Regions from separate parts of the Homo sapiens genome. Here region 1 is linked to region 2. A link is a contact called in ENCODE Hi-C or POLR2A ChIA-PET data. All regions are on one chromosome and are shown on one strand. Each heading gives the region's core, a stretch centred on a gene start or an enhancer-like site at or near the end of the contact. The rest is flanking DNA. Distances are from core to core; before and after follow the strand shown. Region 1 overlaps PTPRD (protein tyrosine phosphatase receptor type D). Region 2 overlaps PTPRD (protein tyrosine phosphatase receptor type D).

The links. A loop is a pair of places that touch in the nucleus more often than their neighbours do. ChIA-PET counts read pairs that join two places held with the same protein, here RNA polymerase II (POLR2A). Pooled maps may share reads with other maps.
Region 1: a loop to region 2 is called in a map of OCI-LY7, with 5 times the contacts of the local background. The contact joins two enhancer-like sites. A Hi-C loop is called at or near these places in 1 of 168 maps with a recorded cell type or tissue (OCI-LY7), 1 of 37 single-sample maps with no recorded cell type and 4 of 50 pooled maps. POLR2A ChIA-PET finds 5 or more read pairs at or near these places in 1 of 52 experiments (OCI-LY7).

Annotation. Positions count from the first base shown.
Region 1 is chr9:9,746,534-9,753,058 of GRCh38, reverse strand. The region is part of intron 6 of PTPRD (protein tyrosine phosphatase receptor type D); the gene reads left to right. Among named protein-coding and RNA genes, the nearest start is that of PTPRD, 860 kb to the left of the region's middle. Within about 2 kb of position 5,123, at least 2 of the 41 ENCODE cell types and tissues checked have a DNase peak (open chromatin) inside an H3K27ac peak, as active enhancers do; they include OCI-LY7, where a contact is called at or near this core.
Region 2 is chr9:9,610,281-9,616,302 of GRCh38, reverse strand. All of the region lies in intron 7 of PTPRD (protein tyrosine phosphatase receptor type D), which reads left to right. Among named protein-coding and RNA genes, the nearest start is that of PTPRD-AS1, 760 kb to the right of the region's middle. Within about 2 kb of position 3,907, at least 2 of the 41 ENCODE cell types and tissues checked have a DNase peak (open chromatin) inside an H3K27ac peak, as active enhancers do; they include OCI-LY7, where a contact is called at or near this core.

The sequences.
Region 1 (6,525 bases), core at 3,874-6,373, 140 kb before region 2:
TGCATACTTAAAAGCAGAGCACACCAGAGGTGAAAAGGGGGCAGCTTGTTTTAATTTAAGTGGGGTTAGTTGTTAAGTAGAGAACAAGTACACTCTGTATTTGCAAAATCATGCAAGGGGCCAAAGTTCAGCCATTCCAGTGAACTTGCCAAGCAAAGTATGCTGTGTGTTTTATTATATAATGCAAATGACCTCAATCTGAGGTAGCAGCATTTCCAAATACCATTTAGGGCTTTAATGACTTGTCCTAGAAAGGTCGTGCCAGGCCATATTTAATGGATCTTCTAAACAATGTAAAACGATTTTTCTAAAATTGTATACAGCTGATAATTTTAGTGTAAAAATACTTGCCCTCCGTCCCCACTGCATCTCCTTCCCCAAATGAAACTTTTGAGGTTTCTTTACTGAAAATGTTAATGTCATTTTCTTCTCCCTGGATCTGAGTTCCCTCAACCTCGATCTTAAAGTTCCATGTGCAGAATTTGGAGTTCTGATAATTTAAAAAGCTCCACGGGATTCTAAAAATCAAACTCACAGAATTTTGAAAGGCACACTCCATTTTTACAAGAAACTAGTACACAAGGATTCCAGTGTCAGCTTTTCCACTGTAAACTGTTATAATAAACCTTGAGTTCATTATAACCTCTATGGGTCTCAATTTGTTCATCTCTAAAATGAAGGTCACAGACTATCTCTTACGTACTTTAATGTTGTTCCATGATACCATTTAAGCCTGCTAATGAATTACTTAAATATCGAAGTCCACATTAAGCCTTATGGAAAAGCATAACTGGCAAGATTTTCCTCTCAATTACTTGTGCTAATAGGGGCCAAAATGGCATAGATACTTTAAATTCACAGATAATCCCCAAACTTCAATTTAGCTAAGTGTTCCAACCTCCTCTCGTGCCAAACCATTTACAGGGGATTGAAACAATTAGCACACACTGACTGGTAAGAAATTTATCTCCTTTATAATTCCTTCATTGTCTCCTGACTTACCACTGGAATATTTTCTTATTTAAATTCCTAAAAATAGAAATGAAGAATAAATCGAATATAGTTGTTGTATAATCTACCAAATGGTTATGTTTCAAAATATCCCACCACTGTTACTATTTTTAATATTAATTTATTAAGAGCTTATCCTGTGTGACATGCTTTATATATCACTTTATTTAAACCTCACAATCACCTTTTTGAGTAGTGTGTCAGTTTTCTGAGCCTGCTATTGCAAAGTAGTACAAACTGAGCAGCTTAAACAACAGACATTGATTATTTCATAGCTCTGGAGATGAGACACGCCCCCTCCTAGCTCTGATGGTGTGCTGGCAATCTTTGGCACTCCTTGACTAGTAGATATATCATTCCAATCTCTGTCTTCATCTTCACATGATGTTTGTACCGTGTGTCTCTTCTTCACGTTATTCTTTTTAAAAGGACGCTAGTTATGTTGGATAAGTGGTCCATCCCACTTCAACATGACCTCATTTTAATTTGATTTCCTCTGTTAAAGTTTCTCTTTCCAAAGAAAGTCACATTCTGAGGTACTGGTGGTTAGGACTTCAGACACACCTTTTTTGAGGGTGACATAATTCAATTTATAAAAGGTAGTCATTATTCTCATTATTATTCCCATTGTAGAGATGAGTTAACTCAGGTTCTAATGTTGCATTAATTTTTCTGGAGTTCAAAACCCAGTCAGTGGTGAAGTTGGACTTCATATCCACTTGTTGGAGTTAATTCTTAGTGTCTCCAAGCTTTGAGCAGTGATTTAAAAATAAATGAATAAATAAGCCTGGAACTAAAGTCATCTTGCAGGGGACTTATAGTAATCCTAGGAAGTCTAATAATGGGATACTCTTGTAAAAATATTTTTTTTAAGTTCAATACTTAGTGGAGATTTAAAAATAGCACCTAGGAGCAATTTTCTGTTTGTTTTATTGTGTGGATAAGAGTGTGCATGTTTAGAATCTTCATTCAAGAACCTGTCTGCTGTGGCAGGAGAGGCCACGAACATTCTGAAGTCGTGTAAGTTGCATTGGAAAATCAAAATTAGGCACTGTATTTGATTTCTTTCTCCAGTGATGATTTAATGCACTTTAATGATTGCGACATGTGAAGCCAACTGGCTGCTCATTAATCTTGTTCTGCCCTGAGCACCTCCATTTCATGTCCTACACAGAAATGGAATAGGGCAGAACCTTGGGCCTTTGGAGGAAGCATATAGACTTCAGGAATTAGGGGAGGGGAAATAAAATTTAGAGATTAAATAGAAAAGTTCCCATTAAGCCCTGAGTCCCTGGAGTTCATAGTTGTCCTTCCTCAAGATATCTTGTTAGTGATTGAAAATGTTTCACTTATTTAAGATTTCTTATGTTTTGTTAAAGGGTAAGCTGCAGAAGAAACTATGCACACACACACATACCCACACCCCTAGTGCAAACCTCTGTAGGAAGTTAGAGTTTCACATTACAATTTAATGTGAATCTGTTGGGCTCACCCTTTGCTTTAAAGAACTCTTACTGAGATTGGTTATGGTGAGGTAAGTAGAAGTCTTGGTGCAGAACTGGGTTAAACAAAGGGAGGAGAAGTTTTGGATCATGTTTTCTCATCAAAGAGAATGTGGGGTAGAGGCATCATGGTTTGTATATAAGCTGAGGGAGTCTATAATTTCTCTGTAATGGTGCTATAGATTAGATGTTTAATCTCTATTTCCAGCTCTTTTTTTTTGGATGGCTTGATAACTAAAGCAAAGACAGTTTTTAAAATCTGTGATTGCCATTCACATTATTTTATTTTTGAGCATTTCAATAATAGTTACATAAAGTATATAATTGCTAGAATAAATTTAAAACATCTAATCATCACCTTTGATTGCATTTAGGATATGCGCTAGAGAGAGGAATAAAGGATTTAGCATATTGGCAAAACTTTTACAATTTGTATTAGTAATTGTGTAATGTTAAGTAAAACTGCTTTACATTAATCATATAAAAGTTTATTTTTCGTAGTTGTTTTCAATTAAAATACCCATCTTCAAAACCCCAGAGCTCTTTGTTATGAAGGCTGTGCAAGTAGTTCCACACACATCAGTCAACATATGAGCATCTTCTATTATTTTATATAGGCAGTGAAAAAATACTGCTGGTTATTTCAAGTGACCTTAGCTAAATCCAACTTCAACTTATGAAACTTATTTTCTTTCTTCCTCCTCTTTTTAATGGATGAGGGGAGGAAAGAGACAGGAAGCGTGACTAACCTGAGAGTTGTTCTAATAACTATACTCCTAACTTTTGCCTTATGAGGTTTCCAAATGAACTGTCAGACTCTTAATATAAATCTCTTCCTGAGGCCTTCCTTCCTTGAAAATATTGGAACACACAAAAAATGATTTATTATTAAAAAGGCATTCCTCTTTTACTGACCCTGTGGTGTGTACATTCTGTGGATTGTCTATAGAATATTGTCTTGTTATGGAGTCATGAAAGGAATTAAGACTGTTAAACAATGATTGATCTGATAATAATAAATATCTGATAATGTCATCCAGTGTTTTATTATAATCACTGCTCTTAGGGTTTAGGGGATCAATAAATAATTCCCTGTTCTTCCCCTCCTGAGCCTGGAATCAATTCAGAATTAAGACTCAGGAGACAGACAAATGGAGGTCAAATAGTTTTATTATAGAGATGATTGGAAAACGTGGTTATAAAGGCATGGGCAAAAAGGCTTAATACCCTACCACTGAGTTAAGCCAACTTACCAACCTGATAATTGGTGCAGCTGAACAACCAAATGCCTCCCAAACAGGGCAGAGTTGGCCCTCCCTGATCATCACATGACAGCATAGAAATTGACTGAGATTTGAAACTGAGAGGCATGGAGAGAGGCAGGAGTCAAGAGGGGGCTGAAGTGGATGTGCTCAGGGTCTTCTGCCAAACTTTAGAATCAGAGGAGTAAAGAGAAGATCAGGTGGATTGTTCTAATGGAGACACTCACAAAAACCAGAGGAAAGAAGAAGAAGGGAGATTATACTCCACATCCTGCAGGTATTGGTTCTGTTAGCCTATTGGGTTTTGCCACACTATTGATTTTTCCCACCTCAAATTATCACCAGCCATGTTGTCAAATGTAGATTACAGTAGTACACAATAAATGAATATCAGTATGCAGACAATAATATAATGTCACTGATACTGAAAGAACCAAATGTGGACACTATAACTCTTCCATTATTACATTTCCAGAGGTTGACATAAATCTCCAAATGAAATCACTTTGCTGTGTAAAAATCCAGTCAAATCAAAGGCCAAAATTCGTAAGTTAAAGGCCAAAGAAACGAAAGCCTGAAATAATTTTTTTATTTGCTCAGCCAGACAGCTAACTGCTCTGATTCCCAAGTAGTGTGGGTGACTTCAGCAGCTATCAGTCATTGAAATTGGTTGTAGTTCCTTCAGTACCTCAGCAGTACTCCTCCTCATTGAGGTAAACACCATCCTGCTTTTCTGTCGTTATAATTATTTAAGTATGTATCCCTTACGATGTGTTGTTTATTTTTCTGTTTTCAAAATAAGTTGAATCACAATTGACAGATCTTTTTTCGTCTTTATTTTGATCTTGGTTTCTGAACTGTCCATGTTAATGCACGTAGCAATAGCTCATTGATAGAATATGGCACAATTTATTAAACACTTCTATGGATCATTGTCCCTTCTTATTTTTGTTATTAAGAACAATTCTGGTGTGAACATTCATGCAAATATGCAAAGATTTTAGTGTAGGATCCCACTGTTTAAAAAGTACAGAGGACATAGAAGTAATAAAAAGTAAATAAAAGTAATAAGACATAGAAGATTATTACCATACTATCTTTATATGCACCAAGTTCAGAAAACACAGCAACCCACTATTTTACAGCAGTGAACCAGTGATTCACTGATGAATGATGGAAAGAATATATCCCAGGAAAATCTTGCTTGGACCACCCTTGCTGAGATGCCATTCAGTTCATGCCATTTTTCTGGATTCCAAGAGCTGTGATCTCCACGTGATCTAATTCTTCTGTCATAAGCTTAATCACAACATTGCATGGACAGTGACTCAGAGGAAATCCACCTGTTTATACATTCCTTTCTCAAAGAGTGTTTTTGAAACATTCCGGCCATACTGCTAAGTTTAGAAATTTGTAAAAATGGTAGACTCAGGCCAGGTGCAGTGGCTCACGTCTCTAATCCCAGCACTTTGGGAGGCCGAGGCAGGTAGATCACCTGAGGTCAGTAGTTTGAGACCAGCCCGGCCAAAATGGTGAAACCCTGTCTCTACTAAAAATACACACAAAAAAATTAGCCAGGTGTGGTGGTGGGTACCTGTAATCCCAGCTACTCAGGAGGCTGAGGCAGGAGAATTGTGTGAACCTGCGAGACGAAGGTTGCAGTGAGCTGAGATGGTGCCATTGAACTCCAGCCTGGGCGAAAAGAGTGAAACTCCATCTCAGGGAGAAAAAAAAAAAAAAAAAACAAAAAAGATTCAGTCACCAGGTATAATCTGAGGCACCATTTTTCCCCAAATAGTATATTCAAAGCAATTTAATTTTCAGCCCCAGTTTTGTAACGAATGTGGATTCTGTCTTGTAGCATGGCTCACACACTCTATTGTGAGCAGATATATAAAGTTCTGTGCTGCACGAGTTGCTGCCATGAACTCTAGAAATGGAGATGCTGAAACCTGTGCAACATGTTTTCTTGGGAGGGTTCCTCTTTTAGCCCCATATTTATTTCATATCGGAAATCATGAGCCTGAACAGAAGCTGTTGATAGTCCTGAAATGTGCATCCCCAGGTGGTCTGCTAAGCCCAATACCTCTGTCAGTGGCTCCTGCTCAGAGTGCTTCTTCCCTCTTTTCCAGGCTTTGAAAAACTTGTATTCTTTTAGGGACATCAGAAACTTCTTTATTTCTACAATACATTTCTCTCCAGCAGTGGAGCATGACCCCAGTATTCTATTTCCTGCTATTGTTTCCTTCCACATTTCTAGGAGGCTCAGGTGAATTTTTAACTGTTTAACATGTTAAACGTTTCCTAACACCTACAGGGCTACTACTGTTTGCAGATTCAGAATGTACTGTTTCCTTTTTATTCAACTTTGCTTTGCAGTCCAGGAATTCATATACTTGTCTATATTTTGTCTTATGACAGTTAAAAAATAAATGAGTACTGCATCTGCCAAAAAAAAAAAAAAAAAACTTTTCAAGCACATCTTGTCTATCTTCACACCCTGAAGTAAAAAACTGTGACCCAAGATGGACATTCCTACAGAGCGTGTGAGCTAGCTCTGGATTCAGTATATTATTGCCTGCTGGGTTCTTGTTTACTGTGTTTCATCTTTTCTATGCCTTATTTCACTTCTCATCCAACTTCTCAGAATCCCTAATGGCTAAGCAACACTCATATCCCAATTTGTTATAAATTATGCCAATTTAGTGAATATCGACTCACAATATTTACGTGAAACAATTTTAAGAATT
Region 2 (6,022 bases), core at 2,658-5,157:
GAGTTAAATTCGAATTTTAGGTAAACAAAAAATAATTTTGGGGGGTGTCACTGTATTACTTGGGATATACTTATAAAAAAGAAAATCATCATTTCATTTGAAATTTAAATGTAACGAGACCTCTGTATGTTATCGGACAATATACTCTTCTGAAGCGTGTCTTTCTTTCTTATGAGCCTGTATATTACCGTATCAATTTGGCAGAACCAGGAAAGCTCAGAAGGTAAAGACCATGTCCTATATAAGCACTACAGGCTAATGCATTCTAGAAACGTTTTGATTTCTATTTGGATAATAAACCTTTAAAAATATTACGTTCATTAGTCATTATAGAAATAAAATGGAGTTTTCTTGGACAGTTAAGTTTTGGGATGGTTACAAAATAGAGAGTAGTTATACACACAGCCATCCTATTGAGAGAGGACTTGTTTTGAAGCCCAACTCTATCACTTGGCTCTGAGTACATTTTCTAAGTTTAAGGCTTAGTTACTTCATCTGTAAAATGTGGATTATAATACTCACTTTATAAGATTTTTTGTCAGGATTAAATTAGATAATGTTTGTAAAGAGCCTGGCACAAAGGTAATTCACACTAAGTAGTAGCCCTTATGATAGCAAAATGATCTCCAGAACAATTTTCACTTCTAATTATAGAAAGCCAATCTAGCAGTCTGGATCCAACTAGGAGATAGAAACCATACAGTAGGTTAAAGAGGGAGTACTTTAATGAACAAACAAACAAACAAACTATGGTAAATGTAGCTATAAGATAGAAGGAAATTTTATATGGCAACCTAAGCAGACAACCCTTGATCCAAGGAAGGACAAATAGGGAAGACTTCCCTTGGAGAAGACATGGTTTGGTAATGGAGAGCAGAGATGTTTACTGGTTTGGCCGGGCTGGAGCTGTCTGGTGCTGCTTCACAAACACGCCACCCTTTATAGTGCAGTGCCAGCAGGTGAGGAGCAACAGATCAGCGCCTGGTGGCCGGTGTGAAGTGCAAGGTAGTCCAGGTGCTGGTGGAGGTGGAAGGTTTTCAGAGCCTGCACCTGGCAGGAGGAGCAACTACTTGGTGTTGTGAGCCTCTGGGACGCAGGTGGTTGAGTGCAGGCCAGCTAGGCAGGGCTTGCCCAGGGAGTCCAAGGTGTCTGTGGAAATATTGCCAGGTCAAGGCAACAAGGTCACAAAAGGACAAGTATTGAGCCAGTGGCTGCTGGGACATTATCTATTAGATATTCTTACACCCACGTTGCTGACCCTTCTGGCCTGGGCTGGAAATTGCAGGAAGCCCCTTCCTCCTGCAATTTCTCCCCAGTGCCTTCTACTGAGAAAGCTTAACATCACCTTCACTTTAAGGAGAAATGCTTAAACAAATTCTGTTGATTATTATATTGAAGGGTGCATTGGGAGCTGAGGCAATAAATTGGTAAGTGACACAGCAGATATGCCTAACGAATGCAGAGATAATCTAGAAATCACCCCACCACAAAAATGTGTTCAAATACTGTGTTCTGCTCTACAGCTTTTTCAGTTCTGTGTTTTTTGATATGAAAAATTGGCATATATAGGTATAAGGTTACTTTAGTTCATAATTTAAATATGAATATCTATCAGCATCATGATAGCTATGCATATACTGCAAAATAATTTGAAGAATTACAAAATAGCACATCAAAGAGATGCTACGGTCTATTGAATCAAAACTCCAGTTTTTGAAAGCTGCCTAAACATAATTTACCTTTCTGGTGTCAGTTTAAAATTTGCACAATAGACCATGATAACTTCTGAAGATCTCATGTAAATAATGATCCATTTAATATGTTTTGCAAAGAAATATATTTTAAACAGTCTTTTACATTGCATTGATATATTGTGAGAGGGCTTATTTTTTCCTCATTTAAAAAAATGTTTCTCAGAGAAAATAATAAAAGAAAAATTACTATGCTGATCATGATGCCAGGGAAAAAGTAAGAATCTTTGCAAATATGAAGTTAGTTGAACTGCTGAGAATTGCTTTATTATAGCAAAGTGACATGGTATTTGAATGTATCACACTGGTAATCAGGTCAGCATTGATCCACAAAGATCTAAAATTAACCACTTTGTAATCTCTGGCAATCATAAACTTTCCTTCCTCTAATTTCTTTATCTATAATTATAAATATATGTATATTATATATTTATACACACATACGTATATACATGTTTTTAGCAACAATTGATTATTTATTATATGCCAGACACTGTACTGAGTACATTGTATTTTCATCACACTTCTATTATGACAACATGTGAAGAAGGTATTATTGATGAGGACCGTGAGGAGACTGTAACAGAGCATCATTTCAAAAGCTGAACAGCTGGGATTTGAAGAGTTATCTGTCTGTCTCCAAAACTCCCATTGATTTTAGGCATGTTTCTAAATCTAGGTTAAAGTAGAGATTTATATTTTATTATTAGAAGTGTTATCCAGAGCACTGCTTCTCAAATTTTCACGTGCCCACAAGTCACCCGAGGATCTCTATAAAATACAGGCTCCTAGTAGACTAGGGGGTGGGCCTGAGATTCTAACAAGCTGTCACTTGGTGCCCATGCTACTAGTCCATGAACCATACTTACTGTAGAAATGAGTAAGAGAAAAATGTGATTGGAAAAGACCGATATATTAGTGAGATCCAAATAAACTTAAGATTTCAGCTGTTCAACTTAATAGAAAAACTAAAGAGATCAATGAAGGATATGCTTTGTAACTTCTTGGCTCTAAAAGAAGAAGGGAGAATTTGGGAGATCCTTCTGTAAACATCATGAAGAAACTCACAACAAGGGCAAGAATGTATCAAAAGTAGATGGCAAAAAGAACAGAATGCTTATCTATCTATCACACCCAGGGACAATGATCGTGAAGGCAATTATCATTAGAACTCAAGCCAATGTCTTTCTCAAGATAGCTGAATGCTTAAAACACTAATGTGATAATTTAATAACTGATTGAATGACGTTTTTTAGATTTATCATTAATTATGTTCATTATCAATGTAATCGAAAAGTTTTAATATTTAAATTGTTTATATTTGTTAAATGATTTCACAGTTTTCAAAATTATTCCACATGCTTCATATGATGCAATCATATATATATATATATATATATATATATATATATATATGTATGTATGTATACTGCAGCCTAGCTATTATATGTATGGTCCCTGAACCAGCAGCATCAGCATCATGAGACTTTGTTCAGAAGGCGAAGCTTAGGCCCCAGCCCTACCCTAAATCTATATTTTAACAATATCAGCAGTGGCTTCATATGTACAATAAAGTTTGAGAACCACCGGTCTACAGAAGTGTGATTTTAAAACTAGAACTGGCCATGTAAATACCCTAGAAAATATCTCAGTATTGTTTTTCAAAACTATATTTAAACAAAATATGTTCTTAAAAATAGATGAAGTTCTGAATATGTAATCACACACTAGCAATATTTCCCTTGACAGCAAAGTGTTTCTTATATCAACATGAATCAAAATAGTCCAAGCAGAGGCTGCTCTTGAAGAATTATGTATCTCCTTTTTTTTTCTTTTGGCTCTCAAATTTGTTTTTCTTATATTCCTTTTTTTTCAAAGATTGTAGTGAAAAATTACAATAATTACTATCTTAGGATAATTGGCTGATGCTGACCACAGGTTATGATTCCATCAGCATCTCAATTTTTGAAGTGGAAGGAAAGAAAGAAAACAGGAACGCAGATCATGAGAGAGGAAAAACCACTTCCTTAATTTTGCTGTCTACTTGCCCTTTGAGTTTTTATATGCACACCTGCACTCTGGCCTCAGCAAAACAACAGGTGCAAACTGCAGATGGAGCCTATCACAGTTGCAGACAGACACATCTGCTGCTAGTTACATGATTCTGAATTTGAAATATGCCCAGCAGCAACCAGATTTGTGTCGTGGGGTGGCAGGGCAGAGGGCTTCTGTGAACAGTAAGCATACTCACAAGCTGTACTATTCGCATCTGAGAACTCAGTCAAGACCACCTTTCTAACTTCATTTCAGAAGCTTCAGTACTGTTTTTTTTATTCCCCCTACAGATAGGTATAATGAAACATCTTTCCACAAATAAAAAAAGAAAAAAGGAACTTAATGTAAATATGTACTCAATTTTATTACACAATTTTCTATATTCATTTACATATATTTTCATTATATATAGATAAAATTTATCAAAATAGCAGATAAATTATGTCTCTCAAAGCTGAAAATTTAAAATATATTGATAGTCATGTTAAATTATTTTTTCTAATTTTACACTAAAAAATATCTGATATATTTAAATTCTTGTGAAAGTATATAAAGTGTCTGTCAAGTCTTATGTATATGAAATTACTACAGGAGATTTTGTTCATGCCAGTTCAAAGTGCGTATGAGAGAGAGAATGAGCATAGCTTTATTATTTGAAACATAATTACATTTTTATGTGTAACATAAACCAGGAATTAATATTCCATACTTTAACCATATCAACACTAATATTTTTACTGTTAAATACTTCTACATCAGTCAATAAATATACATGTGTCATCAGACTATATATAAATATATATACATACATATGTCAATGATTGTACAATGGATACACACGTGGGTGTGTGTGTGTGTTCTGAAACTATGGATGACCAATATAATATGAATAACATTATTTAGCATGAAAATATATATGACTATGTTTATAGTCATATACAGATTAGATACATCCAAATGTTTTATACATCAGATTCTATGTTAAATTTTTAGAATAACAGTATTTCCAATTAAAGATGATGTTATTGACATATACAAAAATATTCAGCACTATCAGTAATTAAATAATTACGAATCAAAACAATTATATACTATTTATTTTTCTTGCAAAATTTGAAAAAAAATTTATAATGGTCAGCATCAATGCTCTTCATTCACTGCTGGTGGAGATATGTGTATGGCATATAGCAAAAACATATTAAATCATTTGCGTATTTTGATCTAGATTTTCCAATTCTGTTATTTATATGTCATCATTAAATAATCAGATGCTACTGGCTTTATGTGCAGAGATGTTCACTGAAGCATTTTGATGACAGTGATAATTTGAAGACAACCTAAATATTCAACAGAAGGAATTATGGTACATCATGTAGCCATATTAAAAGGTATTGTATTTGTACATTAAATGATAGAGGACGATGTTTACAATATGATGTTAAAAGAGAGAATTACACACAAAATTAAGGGTACAATAGAAGACTAATTTTGAAATTACATATTCAATCAATGTGTTGAGTGCCTAATTGCTTGTTTTTGCCAATCACTGTTCTAGGTGCTTGGACATACTGGTCAGTGAAATGGTAGCCCCTGGTCTTCATGTGGGTTGTTTTAGCAGAAATAAAACTGGAAACGAAAGTTCAAAACTTTTACTAATAAATATTGTTGATAAAATTACAGATGATTTTTGTTTTCTTATTTTTACCTTTGTCTATCCTCCAATCACCTACAATGAGAATGAATTACTTTTATGATTAAAAAAAGGTAATCAGAACAATAATTATACTAGTTAAAATGCTGCTTAACCAATACTGTCTTCATAAATCTCAGATAATTGTCATCTTTCATCCTTCTCAAGTTTTCAAACATCCCCTGTAGACCTTAAAGTTTAGACAATATTTGTAAAATAATATTTCACTTTCCCCCATCTATTCCAAGGTAGCATACTGGTCTCACTAATTTGTCCTAAAAAAATTCAATGAAAATATAATTAATTGCAATTAATGTGTAAATATGAATCCTTGCTCCTAGAATTGGTTACCCTAGCATGATTTAGCACATTTCTAAGTGATTATCAATCCGTTGATATTATTGCTTTGCTAGTGCAAATGTAGTCTTAATTCTCTTTATAATATAACTCAATACTAATTTACCTACAACTGTGTGATCTAATTTTGTTATTTAACTAAATCTTGTTTATATTTTCATACGGCATT